Linked DNA regions of Mus musculus: region 2 is linked to region 1. A link is a loop called in an ENCODE intact Hi-C map of the cell type or tissue named here. Cell type or tissue: left cerebral cortex. All regions are shown on one strand.

What was found. Peaks named below come from ENCODE experiments on the same cell type or tissue, not always from the same donor. Only the 100,000 strongest peaks of a DNase experiment are listed, where the experiment ranks them.
Region 2: a loop joins it to region 1, with 3 times the contacts of the local background. A loop is called at or near these places in 2 of 42 quality-filtered maps.

Annotation. Positions count from the first base shown.
Region 1 is chr1:39,897,249-39,905,248 of GRCm38, forward strand. It overlaps Map4k4 (mitogen-activated protein kinase kinase kinase kinase 4), which reads left to right and starts at 3,665. Exons shown (of 32, transcript NM_001252200.1): 1 at 3,665-4,038; 2 at 4,261-4,326. The coding sequence starts at 3,982. In left cerebral cortex, no CTCF peak of the experiment used is centred here; DNase peaks (open chromatin) are centred at 3,138, 3,432, 4,337, 4,965 and 1 more place; H3K4me3 peaks cover 3,390 bases; H3K27ac peaks cover 3,468 bases.
Region 2 is chr1:39,551,774-39,559,773 of GRCm38, forward strand. Rnf149 (ring finger protein 149) reads right to left here. Exons shown (of 7, transcript NM_001033135.3): 5 at 6,542-6,638; 6 at 3,705-3,897; 7 at 1-742. The coding sequence ends at 699. Among named protein-coding and RNA genes, the nearest start is that of Snord89, 6.9 kb to the left of the region's middle. In left cerebral cortex, no CTCF peak of the experiment used is centred here; DNase peaks (open chromatin) are centred at 3,837, 4,457 and 7,445; H3K27ac peaks cover 1,355 bases.

The sequences.
Region 1 (8,000 bases):
GACCTAAAATGCCAGGTTGATATTTATTTTCCAATTCACCTCTTTCATGTTTGTGGTCTCAATCAGATACTATTTTAGTAACTTTCCTATTGCTGTGACAAAACACCATAAACGAAGCAGCTTGTAGAAGAAGGGTTTACGTGGGGCCTACAGTTCTCAGAGGGGTCGACCTCCATCACCACCATGGCAGGGAGCAGGGCAGGAGGAGGCGGGAAGCAACAGCTCAGAGCTCACATCCTGACCCACTCGCAGGAGGCAGAGAAGCACTGAGAATGGTTTGAGTCTTCTGAAGCCTCAAGCCCACGCCCAGTGACACACCTCTTCCAACAAAGTCACGCCTGCTAATTCTTCCCAAATAGTTCCATCAGCTGGGACCAAGTATTCAAACAGGGCTTGTCCCCAGCCCCGTTCGTATGCTGAAGCTCTGTCTATTCCCTCTCCTCAGGTCTGCAAGGGGAGGTAGGGTGCTTGGGAAAGTACCACAGTTCCACTAAATTGAGCTGAGGAGATGGCTTAGTGGTTAGGGTCACTTGGCTGAGGATCTGGGCTTGGTTCCCCAAATCCACATCAGATGGGTCACAAATGCCTGTTAATTTCAGTTCCAGGGGCCCTGATGGCCTCTCTGGTCTCTTCACACATGCACAGGCAAGCAGGCAAACACACACACACACACACACACACACACACACAAATAAAACAAACAACAAGGGCAGATCCCAGAAGGCCAGGGCACCTCAGAGCACATTCTTTTCTTATTCAGGCACCCAGATGGATGTCTTCCAGACAGGAAGAGCCCTTATTCAAAACCAGGTAGTCTAAAACCTTCATCTTGGACACACAGAGACTCTGAAGTACAAGAAAGTAGTCTATCTGCAGGGGATAGTTGCCAAGATCCTCAATGGATGTGTGAAAATGGAGATGGTAGCTAAACACCCACAATGACACAATAGGCAGAGACTCATTTGTATGTGTAATATATATGTATCAACTTCCTATACATACCCGATAACATTTAACTCATAATGTAGGCACAGTGATTTACTAAAAACAATAAAGTAAAACAATTATAACAAGATGCTGTAATAGGTTGTTTAGAACTTGTAAAATTTATCCCGAACTTTTCATTTAACGCTTTTCAGACTAACGTTGGTCTCAGGTAAAGGATACCACAGAAAGGAGAAATATAACAGAGGGCTGCCATACTAAAGTTACCCAGTTCAAGATATTTTGCTATGATTATGTGAACGAATACATGTACATTTTCAGCAAGAGTTTACCCACAGAGCTCATTTCAAGTGGGGCAGATGTGAGACTGTTCGTTCCATTTACTTTGGCTTTGGGTTCAAAAGCAAACATTGGGTCACCGTTATCCAGCAAACCCCATCTTTTCCTCTGCTCCCAGCAATATGCTAGCAAGTGTAAAGAGAGGTCTGAGCCACAGGTAGAGGGGTTACCCGTTGACTCTATGGCACTTTCTGGAATTCCTTCAGGTGTCATGTCTTTGGAGAATCTACCATCCCGTGACCTAGTCACAGTCCTCACTGCTCCTGCCTGAGCCCTGGCTTCTTGTCTTTCTTATCTCTTGCCTTTATCTGGTATACTGGAGAGGAAATAGGCTGAGAGGTTAGGCAGCCGGAGCAAGGTTGCACAACTGATAAATAATAGAGCCAGGGTTCAAACCCAGTTCAGCTTTGCTCTAAATCCAGGAGACTTTCAGAGAACACCTGCTTAGTGTTCTTTCTGTCTGGCTGGAATTACAATATAATATTATGCGTATTTACAAACTGCCCTTTGGACATTAGCTTTAAGTTCTCTGAGGACAAATTGTGATGCTCTTTCAGATATCCTGGGCGCTGGCTTGCCCTTTCAATAATAGATACTGCCTTGAAAATGGAAAACAATGGCTTCAGTACGGATCCTGCTCACTGCATCTTAGGATAGGGGTTGGGGGGGGCGGGGCTTGGAGAAATCCGAGATAGTAGGATGTAATGGCTGTAATGGCTCTGAACTGATGGGAAAGGATTCATATAGATAAGAAGGAAGTGGTATGAGGTAGGCCTCCATGTCATAGGTCTGATGTTAACCTGTGGAAAGACTGGGATTAGGGACTGGGAGTGGGGGTGGGTTGGGGAGGGGGGCGGTGCCGAGAGACTGCCGTATTTGTATAGCCATCAGCTGTGCACAGTGGGCGAGGTAATTCTTCAGATTTTATTTCCTAATGTATAAAGCAGCAAAATTAAGAGTACCACTCAAGGTTCACGTGAAGAACAGTAAGATAAGATATATGAAATGGGCTGCACACATCACTGTATTATCAATAAATAATAACAAAGCCAAACCAGACAAGCGCTAACAAATTCACCAACATTTTTGTTCCTGTGCGTTTCCTAAGGAACAGATATTGGGAGTTCCGAATATAATTTCACTCTACAATGGAGTCTCATGTCAAACATCTTAGAACGTAACCCAAGCAGAAGAGCGCTGGACATTCTCTGGGGGCAGCGACTTGAACTCTGGGTATAGGCCGAAGTGGAGAGTATGCTCGCTCCTCTCTAGGCTAGGGTCTTTAGGGTTTGAGTACAACAATTGCAGTATTGGGGGTTTTCTACTCCGAGGCTATAAGGTGTGTACTGCTTAAATCAGAACAGTGTGGAGTGTGTGGGGAGGGAGGTGCAGAACGTTATTGACAACTAGATGCCCATGAAACAGTGGATTTTGGGGGGCGCCATGTAACACCAAGCTTAGCTTCATCTCTTAACTTATCAGGCCCATTCTAGGCCTTCTACATGTGGGAGTCAAGCAATTTTACAGCGATCTTGTACCTGGCCATTCTGGGATACTGTTGAGAACACCCGCTGTGAGGTAACAGGGAGTCACTAAACATGTTTTTGGCTGGTCCTGGGACGTGATAAAGAGGGACAGTAGTTGAACTGCCTAGCTGACTTGCTGTGGCATGCTGGAAGAAGCCTGTTTGGTGACCCGTGGTGATCTCCATCCAGGTACTGTCAGGGTTTTAGATCCCGAGCAGAGGGCTCGCCCGTCCGCCCTCCCTCCCATGGGCCAAACTGGCTCGGGGAACACAGCAGCGAGCAATCACAGCGACTGTTTTGGATTCTCCCGGACGGTCAAGTGATGCTCAGCGAATCCTCCAGCAGCAACCAAGCCACAAACTGAGACAGGAAAGGAGAAAGGAGAGGAACACCCCTTGGGGGGTAAAAAGGAAACGAGGGTCTACGGGACCGACCGGCCGTAGGCGGCGGAGGGGTCCGAGGCCCGACCCCGGCGCGTCCTGGCACACCCTCTCCCGGGCGAGCGGCGCGGGTGGGGTGTCCACGGGGCCGCCGGGGCGCTCCGAGTCTTTCATTCATTGTTAGCGGAGGCTGGGGTGTTCCGCCGCGCCCCGCACTTCCTCCGGGAAGGCCCCGAGGGCTCCCGGCCCCACCCCGGGCCGGGCCACCATCCGCGGAGGGCCGGCCGCCCGGCCATTGTTCGAGCCCCACCCCTGCTGAATATTCACGCGGGCGGGCGGCGAGCGAGCGAGGGCGAGGGCCGGGTTCCGCCCGCTCTCCCGGCGGAGGGGGCGGGGGAGTCGCTCGCCCCTCCTCAGCGGCGCCGGTCGGTGCCCCGCGTCCCCGCCCCCGCCCCCGCCTCCCGCGGCATCTTTGTCTCGCGGCCTCGCGCTCGCTCGCTCGCCGCGCTCTCCGGCCCCAGCTCCGGGCCGCTCGTGCAGGCGCGCGCGCGCGGGGCGCCGGGGCCTGAGGCGGCGGGCGACGCCCGGGGGGCGGGTGGGGGCCGAGGGAGGACCGCCAAGCCATGGTGTGAGCTCCGCGGCCAGCGCTCTCCGCGCCGCGCTCCGCTCCGACCGGACGACAAGCCGCCCGGGCGGCGGCGGCCTGCCCGTGCGGCCCGAGCCCCGGCGCCGCCGAGCCCCTGCCCGTCTCTCGCTCTCTCGCCCGCTCCCGGAGCGGCGACCCGGGGAAGATGGCGAACGACTCTCCCGCGAAGAGCCTGGTGGACATTGACCTGTCGTCCCTGCGGGTGAGTGCGGCCGCGCCCTGCGCGCCGCGGTGGACACGGACACCCGCGGGCGCGGCGGCCCCTTTGTCTGCCGGGCGAGCGGGCGGGCGGGTGCCACGGCGCTCCCGGGGACCCGGCGGGGCGAGCCTTTGTCACCGCCCTGCATCCCTCCCTCCGCCCTCTCGCCCTCCTCGGTTGGGGTCCCTCTTTTGAGTTGATAACCTCCCCCTCCTCTCTCTCCAGGACCCTGCTGGGATTTTTGAGCTGGTGGAAGTGGTTGGAAATGGCACCTATGGACAAGTCTATAAGGTCGGTGTGGGGCGCCTTTGTTCCCCGTGGCGTGGAGAAACTTCTTAGGGGACGAGGGAAAGGGTGACGAAACGCTGCTGACTGCAGGCCGTGCCGCCTGGCCAAAGTTGGGAAAGGGGGTTTCGCCTGGCTTTTCTTTTTTTTTCTTTTTCTTTTTTGTTTTTTTGCCTGTGTTCAGACTGGCCTTAAAAGACCTCATTTCCTGGCTTTGAGATAAAGGAAATAAGCTACACTGTTAGGCATGCACTTGGCTTTAGCAAAATAGAAAAGGAATTTTGTGTTCGAGGGTGACCACAGGGTCTCCCCCCAAACCCCCTTTCCTCCAAATCTGGCCTTCATGCGTTTGCGTTTGTCCGTGAATTAAAATTCGGTGTAGACAGGCCTTGCCTATGACTCCACTCAGCCACTGCCTTGGTATTCTTGAGACATGTCATCGTGCTTCTGCCTTCGGAGTGCTTGCCGTAGGCTCCAACTTGGGGAGGCTAGCGTTACCTGGTACTGATTTTAAAGCTTGGCCAGCATACCCTGTTCTAGTGGACAGTATCTTGGGGAAGCGGGCGGGGGAGTGTGCTTTTGGGCCACGGGAACAGGAGGAATTACAGTGTGGGGATTATAAAATGTGAATTCCAGGAATAACCTTTGTGACAGCTGTGTAATTGAGATGGCTGGGAGGAGAGAGAGCAAGGAGTAGAGAGGATGCCAGACTTCACACCCGCCACCCCTGGTCGTTCTCTCTCTTTAAATTTATCCTCCTCCCTGGGCTGCAGATGAAGCTGAGGAATCTGTTGGCCTGTGTCGCCGCGGAGCTGGCACCTAAGGCTGTGAACTGTTGTTCATTCTGTTTCGCTCGCTCGGTCTAGAAGGCGGCTCAGGCTCCGAAGTGTAAAAAAAAAAAAAACACAAACAAAACAAAGCAAAAACCTTTACGTTCGTTCGGTTTCCTGATTTCCTTCTTGTTGGTAAACGGTTTTCTGGAATTATCTTTGCTTGGGGAGTTTTCTAGTTACTGGGACTGGGTCAAGGTTGAGCTACACACACAGAGAAAAATTATCTTATGAAGGAGGGCTTTGTGGCTCACCATGAAGAATTGTCATTGTTTCCCTAAAAATGGGGGTGGTGGTTGAAGCTGACTGTAGACATTTTCTGAGGCCAAATTAAGTGTGGATTCTTTTGTCCCTTTTCAGCCTTGTGAATAGGGTTTATGTGCTCAAGATTGCTTCTCCGGGGCTCCAGCTTCCCCCTCTCCCCAGCACGGGGCCTGGAAGGTGGTATTGACAGGCCTGCCTGTGGTCAGAGCCTGAGTCAGTACTCTTAGGTGATCTCAAGTGAATTAGCATGTTTTGTTGGTTAACTGTTGGGGCCTGGGCCAGATTTTTGAATTTGAAAGGGAGCCCTGTTAACAGCCTGCTGGGCCCAACTGAATTTGGAAGGCTTTGGAAAATTTTGGAAAAGACTGTGTTGCAACTCACTGGAGTGGCTGGCTGGTAACTGGCTTAAAGACACTCTTCCCAGCTCCAGAGTTTGTTTAAGCACGGATTGGTTTTTTTCTAACCTAGTTTTTCTGGCCAGATCTAAGTTGTGAGTAGACTCTTCCAAGTGAGTTAGCCAGAGCTTGTTTTTGACCTGATTACACAGTAGTTGGATTGTTTGTGTTTCCCTGGGTCAGCGTGGAAACTGCGGGTAGAGAACTAAGCCAGAAAGCAGTAGTGCCTTTTAAAAGGCCAGCGTGGGTTTAGTTGGTTTTAAAAGGTGGACACTTTGTGGTGTTAATCTGGGCAAGTTCTTTGTCCTCTACCTCTCCTCTTTTAACCGCCCCCCACCCCGCCCCCAGGCTTTTGAAGTAGATTTGCTAAACACTGCTTTTGGGGAGTAACGGGGATGTGTTAACTATACCCAGTGCAGTTGAAAAATATTGAGTTCAAATCTCTTAAGACATTGATGTAAAAGGTGCGTGTAACCCATACATAGTAGTGTAGTGCTTGGTTTTACTTACAGGTAGGTAGTCAGTCTCTCTCTCTCTCTCTCTCTCTCTCAGTCTCTCTCTCTCTCAGTCTCTCTCTCTCTCTCTCTCCCTCTCACACACACACACACACACACACACACACACCCTATCTTTAGGGACATTTTTAAGCATGCACACAGAGTTTTTATAGCGCAGTTAATAGCCCACCATTGGTTTTTTGGTGTACATATTCTTACTTTCTTATGTCTTGAACTTAGATAACAGTTTATTGATAAGCACTCCAGGTTTGTTTTTCTTCTTTTTAAACATTGTCCCGATGTCATTCCACACTTAAAACACATCAGATTCCCTTTAGTATGTCCTGCCTGTTTCAGTACATGCTACTAAGCTTGTGAACTGGTACAGGGAGAGCTAGAAATGGCATCTGTTTCCCTTCCCTTTTAAACACACAGTTTCTGGATCCCATACTGTTGTGCGGGTTGGTTTAGGTTCCATTTTTATTGGTTGGCATGGCGTGGTTTTGAGTTAGGATATTAATAGGTGAATTTATTAACAGCTATAAAGACAAATTTTAAGAAAAGCATTTTCGGGGACAACATTAACTGAACAACCTAGAGTCCTCAATTATTTCAGCATACACACACACACATACATACACACACACACACACACATATACACACACACACATACATATACACACAAACGCACACATACATACACACACATGCATATACACACAAACGCACACATACATACACACACATACATATACACACAAACGCACACATACACACACATGCATGTATACATACATACATACATACATACACACACATGCATATACACACAAACGCACACATACATACACACACATGCATATATACATACATACACACACATACATATACACACAAACGCACACATACATACACACATGCATATATACATACATACATACATATACACATGCATGTGGTATGTGTACCCCCATATATGGGTCCATACGTGGGCGTGTGCACATGAATATGGAGCCCTAAGTTTGATGTCAGGTGTCTTCCATGACTGCTTTCTCCCTGTGAATTGTGGAAAGATCTCTCACTGAAAACCAGGACCTCCCAGTTCAGCTAGTCTGGCTCTAGGCCCCCTGTATCTGCCTCCTGTATGCTGGGATTGCTGAGGGTCACCATGTCCACCTGGGTAGTGGGACTCTGAATTCCGCAAGTGCTCTGCCTCCTGAGATGCCCTCCCAGCCCCTATGCTTGGTTGAATAGAGAGGCAGGTTGCTTATTTAGAGGGGTGTGTTTAAATAACATGCAGAGACCGGAAGTGAAAGTGAGGTTTCTACAAAGATGACTTTTTGAGGCTATGTTCTGGTTTTTGAAATATTTTTAACACAAGCGGGCTGGTGAGGTTGAATCCTATCTGCCATTTTTTTTCTTTCAAAGAGGAGTTAAGTTGCTAGGGAGATGGCCCAGCAGCTGAGAATGCCTGCTGTGCAGTCATGAGGACATGAGTTCAAATCCCCAGCACTCACTTACAAAGCTGGAAATGTCTGTGCCAGTAATGTAGCACTGTGAGGAGGTTGGAGTCAGGAGGACCCCTGGGACTTGCCCTCCAGTCTAGCTCCAGATTCAGGGAGCGAATCATTTGAGGGAATAAGGAGTGTGTGAGTGTGTGAGTGTGTGTGTGTGTGTGTGTGTGTGTGTGTA
Region 2 (8,000 bases), 350 kb before region 1:
ATAAAAGTAGAAATGTAAATCATAAAATCATCTAGTGTTCTTTTCACAATTCCACATAAGAAGGAATGTGTGGTTCTGAAGTCTCTGCAGACTACACAGCTCAAGCCAGCTGAATGCTCGCTCTCGCTCTCGCGCGTGCTCTCCCTCTCTCTCTCTTGCTCTCTCTCTCTCTCTCTCTCTCTTAACCCCTTTGTAGCAGTCTGGCTACACAGCCCGAAGCAGGCTTGAACTCAAGCTCCTCGGGCCTCAGCCACAGTTTGCACCACTGCCCACGGCAAGATTTCTCATTTCCAAGTTCTACAGTCTCCGCTCAGGAGACGTTCATGTGATCAATAAGGAACTACACTTCACACTTCAACTCGGTGAGCTCTGTCTAAAAAGCCCAAGAGACAGACTCTTGTTTTATACCACAGAGGCTAGTCTAGTACTCAGAAACAACCCCTCCACATACATCTGTGACAGGTGATACAACAAAACTTATGATAGACATCATAATTTAGTAGATAAATAGATGAAGGCTAATTAAAAGTCTTTTAGGAATAAAATATCTCAGCCCTTTGTATATCAAACCTGAATCTGAAAGGTAAAGTAAAATAAAGTCCACTGTTTTCAAGTATACAAACTCTGCCCTAGAGTAAAAAACTGAATGTCCTGTTCAAGCCAAGGCTCTGTCGGTGAGGCTGTCAGTGAGGATGGTGCTAGCATATGGATCCTCCATGCTGAGGCTCACTCCTGCCGGCTCCTACAACAAAGCACCAAAAGCCATCCTAGGTCAGTCGGTCTGTCCAGCCTCAGTTACACATGTGGAGACAATAATTCAAGAAACAAATTATAGAAACATTTAAATAAAACTTACATGTAAAAATGACAACCCATTTTAAACTCAACCAGCAAGAGAAATACAGAAATATCCTTTCATTTAGTAAGTATGACACACAGGCTTTCTAGTGTTATCTGAGCCAACATTCATCTGGTGACTGCCCTTAAAGGACCTCTCTGTTTACACATCTCAAGTGGGGTCACGCTCTTGAGGAAAGAAATTGAGTTTCTTTCTGGACTCAAATCACAGTAGTCTATACACCGTTTGACTCAAAAGGATCCCTAAAAGCAAAATTCCTTACTGTGTTGAATATGTTGCTTTGTAATATGGTTAGCCAGAGAACCGGTGAGATCAGGGCCCGGCTTTATGATCCTGGGAAATCCATTCCCTGGAGCCACCATATTCCTTTGCCTCTTTTTTCTAATATTGGTTTAAAACGTAAGTTCTAGGGGCTTGGGGGATGGTTAAGCTTGTAAAGTGCCTTCTACCTTAGCTTCATCTGCAGAACACTCATTAAAAAAGTTGGGTGTAATAATAGTGTGCTTATAATCCCAGCTCTAAGAAACGTGGAGAGGGATGGACCAGAGACTCCCAGCCAGTCAGCCTAGCTTTACGAGGCAAGTCCCAGGCTAGTAGGATTTTGTCTCAAACAAACAAACAAAAACCGTGTGTGTGTGTGTGTGTGTGTGTGTGTGTGTGTGTGTGTGTGTGTATAATGATGCCTTGAAGAATACATGCACGTTGCCCTTACACCTGCATACACACACGTAGCCCCCTCCCGACATATACAATAAAAATGAAAGTTCTAACCATTCTTGTAAGTTTTTCAAAACATGTTAAAAAACAATCTGATTCAATTTTAATCTTGCTATTTTGGAAGTCTTATTCAGGATAGCCAAATTCAAAATTAGAAGCATCAATTACTCTCAATTAAATTAATCTACAAATTATTTTATCTATAAATTTATCTATAGATTATTTTAATTCTAATAAAAATGTTGGTAGGACTTTCTTTTAATTGACAAATGTATATGGGTATTCTGCCTCTATGTATGTATGTAAGGATACAAAATGCACACCTCGTACCTGCACAGGCTAAAGAGGGTATCACACCCCAGGAACTAGACTTGCAGATGGCCATGAGCCATCATGTGAGTGCTAGTCATGGATCGCAGGCCCCCCGGAAGATCACCCAGAGCTCTTAACCACAGAGCAATCTCTATACCCTCTCTTTTGTTTAGACAGAAGGTTTTACTATGTAGCCCTGGCTAGTTTGGAACTCCCTATATAGATCAGGCTAGCCTCAAACTCAAAAGATTTTCCAGTCTCAGCCTCTAAAATGCCAGGATTAAAGTTATGCACTATCACACCAGGCTCAAAATAACTTCATAATTAATCTTTAAAGAATACCGAAGAGAGGGCCAGCAGGACGGTTCATGGCGTACAGGGTTCTTGCTACCAATCCTGATGACCTGAGTTTTATCCCTGGAACCTAAGGTAGGAGAGTACTGACTCCTCAGTTACCCTCTGACTTCTACATTTACATGACATACATGGGTACCCCAATAAATAAATGAGTGAATAAATTAATTATAAAGGGGCAGATATAGGGATGTAGCTCAGTTGGTAGAGGGCCTGCTGGCATGCACACAGCCCCAACTTTGATCCCAAGCACTGCATGAAACCAGTGTGGTAATGCATGCCTATAATCTCACACTTGGGAGGTGGGATCAGAGGATCAAAAGTTCAAGGTCATCTTCAGCTATCTAGGGAATTTGAGGCTAGCCTGGTATACATAAGACACAGTTTCAAAAAGGAATTTGGGGGAAAAAAGAAAAAGAAACCCTACAAATATTACCAAAACATAGGTCAGTAATTCTCTAATGAACCATAACCAACCAAGAAGAAAAAGACTTTCCTATTTAGCATGCCATAAAAGTCCCAAGATACTTTTATGTCAGAAGACAGAAAAGTACACAGAGGCTAAGAATACAGACGTTAGTCACTGGAATATGGCCAAATGCCAGTGTTTGTGATTAGCATTTCCCAACACAAAGAAATAAAGAAACTGAGGGAGAGGAGACAAAATATTTGACAAAGGTCTTGTATTTTCCATATTAAATTTAAATTAAAAAAGTTCTAAAAAAGGGCTGGAGGTACACCTTATCAGGCAAGTCCAAAGCCCTAGGCTCTACTTGGGCCCACTACAATTAAAAAACAAAAAGAAAGCATTACTATGACCTGGTGTTTGAATGAGAATGGCCCCACAGGCTCATGTGTTCCTTTACTTGGTCCCCTGCCTCTGGAAAGGAGGCCCAGTCCTTCTCCCTTCCTTCCTCTCATTGTGGATAAACTGTGAGCTCTCAGCTACTGCTCCAGGGCATGCCTGCCTGCTGCCACGCTCCCTACCATGAGGATCATGGACTCTTAAGCGCCAATAAATATTTCCTTTTAAGTTGCTTTGGTCATGGTGTTTTGTTATGGCATCAGAAAAGTTAACTAAGAATTAGTAAGAAAAAGCAGTTGAGCTGAGAAGCAGCTGCAAGAAGACCAGGACCTCACCACATGCTACACAATACGACGAGACTACAGAAACCACTGAAGACATAGACATGAATTGAGCAACTCAAAAGAAAATTTAAAAAACTTGGTCATAAAAATTTATCTACCAAGTGATCCAGAAAGAACTTCATACATTAAAAGAACAGTTTACCAAACAGCATTTGTGTGATATCCCCCATTCTTGAGAATGTATGCATCAAAAACTTGAAATGGTATCTCGAAGTGGGGGCCTGTGGTTTTTATGTACACGACAGTACTTTCCTGCCTTCCACTTTGTTCCATTCACTGGTAACATTGTGCGCTTATATCTGTAGCCACATACCTAGTAATGCTGTGTCCTCCCCTGCATCTTCTTTAAGACAGGGGCGGTGTGGCCCAGACTCGCTCGAGGAAGATGATGGAAGGTTGCTTTCACTCCTCTCCTCATCTTGGGATGTCACACTCAGATTCCCAACAGAAACCCTTCCTGGGGCAGCTTCTGGGGTGGGTAGCTCCTGCGTATCCTCAGGGTCCCCCTTGAGAGGCAGACAAAAGACAATGGCTTTCTCAGTGACATGACCAGTACGGGGTCATTTTGCTAGTAAATTCACTTGAGATATCTTTGGCTCTCTACAGGGAACGGGGTGGGAGGCACACCATCTCCTGTATCCAGTCAGAAAGACCTATTAAGTTTGTTTTGTTTTCCTCTAAAGAGTTTCCCTACTTGATGGAAGTTGTATCTCGCCCTTTAAATGATTTAAACAAAGAGGCTACTTCCTGAAACTGTCTTCTTGCGGAGTCTGTACAGCGTCACTGCTGCTCCCGCAGCCCCAGCAGCAGCCCTGGGCCATTTTACAGCATAGCACCAGGGTGTCAGAGACAAAGAGGCTCTAAATAGATGAAGGCTTCATTTATCTGTTTTAAAAATCTGTTCTGTGTCCTTTCTCCACTGTGGTTTGTCTCCAACTCCCCTCCCACCTCCTTCTCTTTGTTGCATTGAAGGAAGATAATGAAAGCATGGCCAGAGACTCCTTTAGTCATACTCCATTAAGCCCCAACACCAGTGGGTGGGTGTCTCAGACATTCTTTCTGGTTAACCTAAGAGCCACAGATGCACGTGGGTAGATGAAACTGCTGGGAAGTGACTAAGGGTTTGTAGGCTGTGAGCGTGGGTTCACAGGCACTCAGACATCTCTGCTCTGTCCTAGGAGCATTTTAAAACCACTCCCTCTTCCCTCACCAGTAACTAGACATCCTAGACACATCAAGCAAAATTCCTGTTGAAATGTTACAATACCAACTCCTGTTTAGCCTCATCCCAATCTGTTTCTCAACAAAGCTGCCAAACCTAGCTCTCCACCAAGCTCCACCCGAGTTCACATCCCCGTGCACACACCATCCACCTACTACGCACTGAGGTGACAGTCCCTCAGCAGTCCCACTAAAATACAGTCCTCCATTTCTCCATGTCTAGCAGGCAGCATAAACACTTTCTTTTCTGACCCAGATGGCATCTACCAAGTTCCCTTGCTGTGCTGTATCTCCGGATATGCACTGGCCCCGGTTGGCCTGAAAGTGAAATCCCCAAGAATCCTTGCTCTAGCAAAGGGACTATACCGTAATTATCTCTATACTATACCGTAATTATCTCCGAGCCAAGTTCAATTTAACATCTTAGACAGCATTTGTCTGATCAGTTTTTGCTCAATGAATGTAGTGGATATGGTTGCAAACCAAAGGACTGCGTTGAAGTCTTAAGAGTCACTGAGAACTCTACTGGTAATAGGGAAATGGGCCCTCCTCTAGAAACTGAGACACTAAAAGCAAGACACACCCCTAGTGCTGAAGTTATAATAGCTTCCTATCCTTCACAAAGTACGCCACATACGCACGCATTCTCTGTATTCTAGTAAGAAAAGAATTCAACCTCATATAAAATGAAGACTCATCTCTTATATATGAAATAAGTGGGCCTATACTCTCTGAACAAAATGTATGAGAATGCGAGTCTCTGCTTAGCTAAGAACAGAAATTGGTCTCACATAAATGTCAAGAGTGGAAAAGCTGGTTTAGAATCACTCAAAAAAGACAACTGAGCATAAGCTTACAGTGCATTTAAGGAAGGGAATTAGATTCTGTCAAGGAAACAATTCATCAAGCTCTGTGTTTTCTCATTTAAAATTCTGAACCATGAAGACTCAACCTCTTGTTGAACTGCAGCTTGTACATAGAGGGCATGAACCAGGCCCATGAGGGAGGTATGCTATCTCAGGCTAAAGGGACAGATAATGAAAAGCTGTCAATAAAGGAAGTTTAGGAGTTCTATAAGGAAGACACATTTCAGGACAAAGCAGGATGAGGCTGTAGTACAGCCGTCCTTGGATGAAACAGTTTCTCCCTGAAGGGCCACACCAAGCTAAAGGGCGACTGTCACACCTGCATCCCATGAAGCCAGCCCTGTTCCAGGCATAGCTCCTAGAGACACCATTATAGATGCATACATGGCTATAACAGTTTTAAGTTGTATACAATGTTCATCCAGTTTATGTGATAGGGAGATTGAGTCCAGGACTTTGGCGCAAGGCCTTCAAGCACCCTGAGCTGTATTCTCAGTCCTTCAAATATTGTTAGCTAAAATAAGTTATAATTTTATCAATAGTATTTTGAGGCATAATAGAGTACATGCAAGTCTAAAAAAAAAAAAAAAACTGTGGAGCCCATAAAAAGTGAGAGCAGATAATCAGAATCTATTGGGTATAGTATGTGTAAAATGTGTCTCTGAAGCCAGAAGATATAGGTGGCACCTCTATTTACTTCATACATTCTATGATTCAATTTACATAAAACCAAACATGCAAGCATCTGCACTCATGCACAAACCCATGCATGCATAAGCACACACACACACAGAGGATGCTACCATATGCAGAGCTATACTTCGGAATTACAGATTGGGGAAGATGTTCATAGGCTATATAGTATTCTGTCATAAACTCAGTTCACGGATTTATGTGGACTATTCTACATATTCATTTTAAATACTGAAAACTTCTTTAAGTAACAGTAAGGATATCAGAAGGAATATTTCATCTGTTCACCTTGCCTCTGGGTCAGTAATAAAAGTGAGATACTCAGGAAGAACTGGGGTAGAGATTGAATATAAACAAAAACGTAACAAACCCAATATCCCAGGGCTTTGATGACATCAAGTTTACACATTGGACACGTTCGGTGATCCAAAAGCCATGGGTCAATGCATATTCTATGAAAAATATGCCTAAAAAAATTAAGTATGTATTAATGTCTTAAAATAAATGTTTGCATATCTTATAAAGGAAATAACGCATTTTACCAACACACCCTGTATAAAGTGAGCCAACCACACATTAACATGAAGTCCACCTACTTGTCTAAGTTATTTTCCAGTCTATTTCCCACTTAAGATTTGGACTTAGTGATGCTTTTTTTTTTCTTTTAAAGTGAAAGCTCTTCATTAAACAAAAATATGGTAGATCTATTTCCACCACATACTAAATCGTGTGTGTGTGTGTGTGTGTGTGTGTGCGCGCGCGCGTGTGTGCGCGCATGTGTGTGTATGAGCGTTAGTCTATGGTTTTGAGATTAGGGTCTTGCTATGTTACCCAATTGGCCTCGAATGTGCTATGTGGTCCAGGATTGCCTTGAACTCAGACTCCTTGTACCTATGCTTCCCAAGTGCTGGGATTCTGTTAAGCGCTACAATGCCCAATCATTTTCATGTGCTTCAGTAGAATACTTATTCTAAACCATTTAGGCTAACAAAGCCCACAAATAAGGTACCAGTAATAAACTAATCCCAAGTTGATAATATCTTCTTCAAGTCTATAAAGTGACTCAAGTGGAAATATATATTAATCATCTGAGTGGCAGAAAAAATGGTTATTTCCATTTACACATTTTATAAGCCTACTCTTGAATAAACATCTGTGCTACCAGAAAGGCGCACGCACACACTTTCTTTCCTTGTTGGTTTATCTTGGTTTCCTGCCCCTCTTACATGTGTGAACTACAGGTTTTGAAACCAGACAGACAGAGCTCAAACCCCAGCTGTGTGACTAGACAGCATGACCACAAGGAGCTGTATGTCTCCTACTCTCTACACCTACACCATCAGCTGTTCAGTGTCTACATATACTACTCATTATAATTACTCTGCTGAAGGTTTTCTTTAAACAAAAATCTGCCAGTACCATTAAAAATAGTAATTCTTAAAAAAAAAAATAGTAGTTCTTAATTGTGAAACACTCTAGTTCAGTTTGTCATTCAACCACAAATTAAAACTCACTGACCGAGAAGAAATTGTCCAAAAACAAGGAAGAAACTTCAGTTTTGTTGGGGATGTTTTAACATGTTGCTTAGGAGAAAAGTGGACAAAATAACAACCCCAATGAGGAGAGCAAGTAATGTGCACAGCTAACACATCTGCACAGGTCCAGCATGAGCTCAGTGCAGCTGTCAGCACCCCCCCTCTCTTCTGTGCACTCTTGAGCATCACTCTGAAACCTGTTCTAAAACCAGCCTAAAACTCTTCCAATGCTCGTGTGCAGAACATGATCAACCTATACTGACCTCAGTTCACTAAATGCCCTCGTGCTGATCG